2 separate regions of the Mus musculus genome follow, and region 1 is linked to region 2. A link is a contact called in ENCODE Hi-C or POLR2A ChIA-PET data. All regions are on one chromosome and are shown on one strand. The core of a region is the stretch at or near the end of the contact, and the rest is flanking DNA. Distances in the headings are between cores, read along the strand shown.

Region 1 (3,439 bases), core at 649-3,148, 34 kb before region 2:
TCCCCAAAGTACAGTAATTATCTGAACTAAGGAACCTCTAAATCTAAAAGCTCTCCACTAATCTGTGGCACAACTTTCTTTAATCCTATAACAGGACTTAAAATTATCTATTTCACCTTGACACATTCCTTTCTAATAAAGTAACCCATTTTAAAAAAAATTGCAGGTGTTTCTTTTTTTTTTTTTTTTCTTTTTGGTTTTTCGAGACAGGGTTTCTCTGTATAGTCCTGGCTGTCCTGGAACTCAACTTTGTAGACCAGGCTGGCCTCGAACTCAAATCCGCCTGCCTCTGCCTCCCGAGTGCTGGGATTAAAGGCCTGCGCGACCACGCCCGGCTGTTTCTTAAGCCAAACACAGAATGTGGAAAACGTGGGGAAGTGCCCAGCTCTCTTCCACTAATCTCCACCATTCCAGAGGACATTTATAAAAAGAGCAAATGACTTAAAGTTACAGATGGAAAGGAGCCAGACACTCCACTTTCATTGGAAACAACAATGGGGCCAGCTCGAAAGCTATCCATCTTCCTGTTCTTCCTCCAAAGAGCAGAAGATGCTCTTCCAATCTTAGTTAAAACTAATGAGCGTTGTGTGAAGTAGCAGTTATTTCTGACAAAGTGAACACCGGACCCCAGCATTCCCCATCCACAGGCAAATAGGCTCTAAATACAATCACACTCCTTAGCAAGAAGGACCCTTGGTATCTATCTACCTACTTCGGAGACTTCTGCAACCATTTAATCTGCTGCCATTTAATCACGCACAGGATGGTGATGAAACCTGACTTAGTATTTACACGAGGTTGAACTCGCCCCATCATTCAAATTATGCCATTATTCCAGAAAGTACTGGGAGGATAGAAACAAATGAGCTCAACTTTTGAGAATTGCTGATCTCCCAGAGAGCTCTTTCAGTGGTGCTAAGCGGTAGAGACACTCAAAAGTCTGTCTCAATAGAACTGTCACCAGGGACAGAGCACAGTAAGAATGCACGTCCACCCTGCAAGGACATATGAGGAGCCAAAAGTTTCTGAGGATTTTCAAAATCAAATTAAAACTCCCTCTACTAAATCATGCAGCCCATACCACAGAGGTGGCTTGGGAGGCTGTCTCCTGAAAAAGCTCTCGCGATCCAAAGTATGACTTCAGGGGAAAACTCGGAGATGTGGCCAACGAAGTAATCAATCCAAGCTGCCTCAAAGTTCACCAGGAACTCGTCTCTCAACCACCGTGTTCTACTAGAAAATCGCCCATCGAGTGCTGCAAAGCAGAGTTGGAAATGGAGCTAAAGTAACTTATAATATCCGATTTTGGCCGTGCTCCGAGGAAGCCTTAAAAGGAAATCGGTAATTCAAGGATAAAAATTAGGAAAACTTCACGCCGAGAGTCACCGCTCGGTGCGCACTGGGCATCCATCGAGACGGGGGACGCGGACAAGCCGTGCGCGCGGGCCCGGCGTAGACACGGAGCCGCCCGCCTGCCCGCCCCGCCCAGCCCTGCTCGCGAATAGCGGAGCGCGGCCTGGGCCCGCACGCGGCGGCGTGGACACCGGGACCCCGCACGCCATGCCCTCCGGACCCCGGCCCGGGAGCGCGCAGCGTCCACGGCCCTAGCAGCCAGGCCACGTCCTGGCGCGCGCCGGCAGCTGGGGCCCCACGCAGCCCCGGGCCGGGAGCTGCAAGAGGCTGCGCCGTCGCTCGCCCTCTTTCCCCCTGCCCCGGCTACTCACGTGCCAGATGGCGAAGAAGATGAGCGCGGCGGTGAGCAGCAGCGCCAGCATATAGCAGAAGGCCGCGAAAGTGAACGCCATGGCCGGGGAGGAGCTGCCGGGCGCGCCGGGGCCAGCGGAGAAAGGCGGCGCACGGCCCTCTGGGTAAAACCATTCACTTCCCCCGGCCTCAGCCTCCACTGCCGCCGCGGCCTCCTCCCGGCGCGCTTGCGCAGAGGGCCGCCCGCGCGAGCACCCCCTGATGGTCGGAGTTTGCGTGGCTCTTCTGTTGTCTGCACAGTTGATTTTGTCCTTCATTCTGTAGTTTACTCTTTGGATAGCCATTAAATGAATGTCTAGCTTGTTCCAGAGACTAGTCTTGTGTTTGAAATGCAAAAGTAGATTTTAAAAGTGCCTGTATTGAAAGGATTTAATCTACTTCCAGGAACGAGCGACTAAACAATGTTGTTATAACGCTGTAAACTGGTACTTGTGCATGCTATGAAAGGTCACCCGGCCCTCCTGGAAGCTAATCTGAGGCTTCTATGATAAGTGCAGGAAAAGAGAAGGGAGTGCTGGCGATACAGGAAATCGGCTCAAATGAGCAAAGGGCAGAGGTGGAAAGGGAAAAAGGAAAGGAAAACGTTGTGTCTTGGGTGCAACCAGCAATGGATCTGTTAGTGGAACTTGGGTGACAGAGGTCTAAGACCTCAAACCACAGAGTAGCAAAATACGCTCAGTTCAGGAGCTCAGGCTTACACCCAGACCCCCGGCTTTTCAAACTTTATTGCTTATCACAAGATTTCAAAGATTTTGTTTTTCTCAGTGTAACCCTGTAACATAAAGACCACAGATTAGAAAGGTAGTGGTGGTGAAAAAAAAAATCAAAAACAAAGTAAAATTTCTACAAAACAGTTTTATTTTTAATGCTGGCTGCAATCTGAGAAACCAGTTCATCATCTACTAGATGCTGATGATGGAAGAAAAACTCTTCAAGGCTTTTAAGCAAGAAAGACACGATAAATTTGTGTTGAAATGTGCTCACTGGAGCAAACGGAATAGAATGTTTTAGAGGGCTATGTCCAGCCTGTCTGAGACTTTCTGCATTGGTAGACATTTGCTCTTGTGGAATACAGCCACTGGCTACTTGTGGATACAAGGTGGCTAAGATGGCTAAGGAATTGAACTTTAAATTCTGCATCACTCTAGTGGATTAACATTTATTTTAAAGTTACATTCATTGTGTGAGCACACATCCACTGTTTGGTGGTGAGTGGAAGAAACTCTGAGGCAGTGAGGGTCTGGGAGAATGTGTGCTATTTGGCTTGGGCACTAAATCCTCAGAGTCATGGGAAAATGGCAAATGCCACTACACCCCAGGCTCAAGGAAATAGCAAAACCTTTCTCTAGTCTGTGTGGATTTCCATCTCTACCATAGCCCCACCCTATTCACTGCCTGAAGACTGCTCCCTGCAGAGACTGCACCTACTAAGATTTATTAAATCTGCCTCCTGGTTCACTGAACGCAGTAACCCCTTGTACTGGCTAGTTTTCTGTCAACTTGACACAGCTGGAGTTATCACAGAGAAAGGAGTTTCAGTTGGGGAAAATGTCTTCACGAGATATCCAGCTGTAAGGCATTTTCTCAATTAGTGATCAAGGGGGAGAGGCCCCTTGTGGGTGGGGCCATCTCTGGGCTGGTAGTCTTGGATTCTATAAGAGAGCAGGCTGAGCAA
Region 2 (3,625 bases), core at 31-2,530:
TACATAAGAACTGGGTTAGATTCAATATGAAGGAAATAAAGACTTACAAAGATAACTTCTAGACTTCTGGCTTTGTGTAAGGAACACAAACACACCTTTAGCCAAGTTGCAGAATTCCGGCTGAATGAAGACCAGATGTGTGGAGGAAGCTATGAGTTCTTTTTGGACAAACTGAGGAGCCTCTGTGGCTTCTGTGTGATGAAATTAACCAAAAAGTGGAATGTAACTGCTGGTTGGATCTCAGCTAAGGTCAGAGATAGGAACTCACAGGTCAACTCAACGTAGGTGGTTACTGAAGCCAGAAGTTCAGCAAAGAGAAAAACAATAGAAAATGAAGCCTTGGAATGGAGCCTAGGGCACTCACGGGCATAGTCCAAGGAATGGAGAAAGGAATCCAAGGGGAACAGATGCATCAGCAGAAATAGGAGGAAAGCCAGTTCTGAATCCCAAAAGCCAAGGGGGTTGGGGTAGGCAAAATTAAAGAGATGCCTCAAACACCAGTGTCAACACCCTGGAATGTAGCTGAAAGGTCAAAACGATGAAAAGCCACGAGTTCACTGGGTTCAATGACCGCGGTAAGATCTGCTAGACGGAAGTGGTCCCCAAGAGAGGATTTATAGATAAGTGTCTTCCTGTTGTTGTTTCCATGATACTTGGTCGTACTTAAAAAACACTTTGGGAAGGCTCCAGAAGGTCCTTGAGAGCACCTGACTTAATTCTCCACTTTGTCTTTATGCTTGGGGTCCATCGTCAAGGAGATCAGAAACCACTGCCCCAGACGCAGCAAAACTAAACCTCTGACAGTTGCTTAAAGGCAAAATCAGAGCCCTGGGTCACATGGGTTCCAACGGCCTGGACTGGAAGAATGTGGGTATCGGGAGCTATTCAGCCAGAAACAAGGGGGTGCAGGTAGAAAGAAGCCTGGGCGAAGCCGGAATGCAACCAGAACCCTGACACTCGCCTACAACGCCGGCCCTCAGGCCCAGCCCGTTTCCGCCGCGGGGACCACAAGGGTCCACGCGGAGGCCACGTTCCAACCGTCCGCCCGCAGCGCGGGGGTCTTCCGCGCTGCCGCTGGAAGTCGGGAACGGACTGCGAGTCCGTCCAACCCCGCGGTGCCTCCCTTCGCCGCCACTTACCATTTTCCTTCCGGTCGTCAGCGGCCCGTTGCCGTGCGATCTCTTGGGCCCCTTTAAGAATGGCTCGGCAGCCAACTCCCTTCCTGTTTCGGCTGGCGCACCGCTCAGCCTCCCCCACCTAAGGACGCGGCCGCCGTGGCCCGCACGTGACAGCGGACGGCGGGAGGCGAGGCCCAAAATTTGGCGAAATGCGGACGCGGGCGCCTCTGGTGCCTGTTAAGTAAGGATGCTGCGCCGTTACCAAGGAATGAGCCAGCCAAGCGGTGCGCAGATTCTTGGTGTCTTTAAATATTCTACAAGCCTTAACGGCAGGTATTTCGTGGTGCCAAACCTGAGCTAATGACTTGAGTGGTAAATGTGCGTGTCGATTACAGTTTACTTGCAGATTTAATGCTTTTCAAAGGTAGACGCGGCTTTCATCCTTGCACCTGTCCCAGGGCGCCATCCCTGACCCTGCCTGCTTTCCAGAACTTACTGAATAAATTTATTTTCCAAAATCTATTCATACTCACCAGTAAATGGTTACCAATGTTGATCATGTTGGCTTTTACTCTCAAGTTACAGCGAATTGAACTCTGAAACCCAGGTGCTCTTATTGTTTCAAAGTGTGACACTCAAAAAGTTACGACCTTTTAAATGTATTACTACTGGTATTCCATAACGGAGATAAACTTGCCTTTCTAAGAAACAGTATGAGGTACAAAAAAGACTATGTGGATGAAAGGATTGGCAACTTTACGAAAAATAAATATAAGAGATTTTTAAAACATTCTAATATTTGTATACTCTTTTGGTACTTCCTCCTTTGTCATCCATAACTATTATCCTCAAACGATTAGTAGAATTCTCTTTCAAAAATAAGAAAGGATGGGAGTTGGAGAGATGGCTCAGGGGTTGCGAGTACAGGTTGTTCTCTCCACCCTGGCCGGATCTCCAGAACCCACCAATATGGTAGTTGACAGTGTAACTCCAGCCCCAGGAAATCCAAAACACTCTCTGGCCTCCAGGGCCACTGCAGGCTTGTGGTGCAAGCAGGCAAAACACCCATACACACAAACTAATAATATAGTTTTTAAGAATAAGAAAGAAATTGGAAGGGAGGAAAGAAGAGAGAAATGCCAAGAGCAACTTTGATTTCTAAAAATAGAGTTTTGGATCTCCATATTAAACCCAGAGGTTTTCAGTGAGAGGCACCTTATGCAGTTTTGAATCTCTATAAGCATTTGTTTTAAATCCAGATATTGGTAATGGTAAATGGATTTCCTGTACACCACTCCTTAAGGAAGGTGGGACAAAGTGAACAGTAGGAAGGGAAAACCTTCTGCTGTGGATCTGTAGAAGCTGGGGAGGAAGGCTGGAGCACCTGCAGAGCCTTCCTTTCCCACTCTGGCCTTCTCCTCTAGCTTGAAATGGCAGAGGGAAGGATGTAGTCACTGGAGCATCAAAATAGGCAAGGTGTCAGAGAAAATCCTCTTCTCTGGGGAGAAGCCTGGAACTTGACTCTATTCCATCTTTAACACAATAGAGATCTCTTCAGTGGCAGAAGTGGCCTAATCTGTTTGCATAAGATAGCCCTGAAACCAGCATGTGACATGCAGGCGAATCTACACGGTCCTATAACAGTCCCCCTCCTCTGGTAAAACGAAGATGAGCATCTAGCAAGCCTGCAGAGCTAAGAGGCTGTGGGTTACCAAAGATTTTACCGACACAAGTTCATGGCTCGAGCCTTGAATCCCAGCGGTGGGAACTCTCTAGAAACAGACACTCAGATGAAGCTGTCTACAGCTTGGTGAGGACCTATATGCATGGTTCAGATCTACACTCTCATTTTCCCGCCTCCCACCACATCCCATGAGCATCTGCTGTCATCAGATCATCCTTTTAGGAGAAGCAAGAGACATGGGAGAGAGAAAGGGGAAGGCTACGAATTTTCTTGAAAGAGACCAGATTCTTAAAGTGTTAAACTCAAGAAGACCAATTCCTTTTTAAACGCTTTTGTGTATGTGTAGTTAGTTGTTCATGTGTGTGCCACAGGTTGGGACATCCCACAGTGCACTTGTGGAGGTCAAAGGTCAACTTCCAGAGTTAATCTTCACCTTCCACCTTGTTTGTCATAGGCATGTCTTATTGCCACTGCAAGTGTCAGGCTACCTGGCTCAAGACCTTCTGGGGATCCAATTAAACCAATGGCATTACATACTCAGTCTGTCTAGCTTTCACATGGATTTCAGTGATCTGAACTGAGGCCCTCACCATTTTACAGTCAAGCAAGCACTCTCCTCACTGAGCCACCACCACAGACCCAAATCATAATAAGACTTTCAGTTTATAAATGTAAGCTCCCATTATCCTCTCTTCCTTCATTCCCATACTATTGACGGGGGAGGGATAGTGTTCAAGAACAAAGTTAGTTAGGGCTGGGGAGATGGCTCAGTCAATAAATTGCTTGCTGTGTAAAGCACAAAGAACTGAGTTCAAAGTCAGGT

What was found. Hi-C counts contacts between places; a loop is a spot of excess contacts on that map. ChIA-PET counts read pairs that join two places held with the same protein, here RNA polymerase II (POLR2A).
Region 1: a loop to region 2 is called in a map of left cerebral cortex, with 6 times the contacts of the local background. The contact joins the promoter of Cnih1 here to the promoter of Gmfb in region 2. A Hi-C loop is called at or near these places in 7 of 37 maps with a recorded cell type or tissue (gastrocnemius, heart, left cerebral cortex and 1 more). POLR2A ChIA-PET finds 5 or more read pairs at or near these places in 3 of 5 experiments (Patski and embryonic stem cell).

Annotation. Positions count from the first base shown.
Region 1 is chr14:46,786,459-46,789,897 of GRCm38, forward strand. It overlaps Cnih1 (cornichon family AMPA receptor auxiliary protein 1), which reads right to left and starts at 1,899. Exons shown (of 5, transcript NM_009919.2): 1 at 1,725-1,899. The coding sequence starts at 1,805.
Region 2 is chr14:46,820,962-46,824,586 of GRCm38, forward strand. It overlaps Gmfb (glia maturation factor, beta), which reads right to left and starts at 1,281. Exons shown (of 7, transcript NM_022023.2): 1 at 1,140-1,281. The coding sequence starts at 1,142.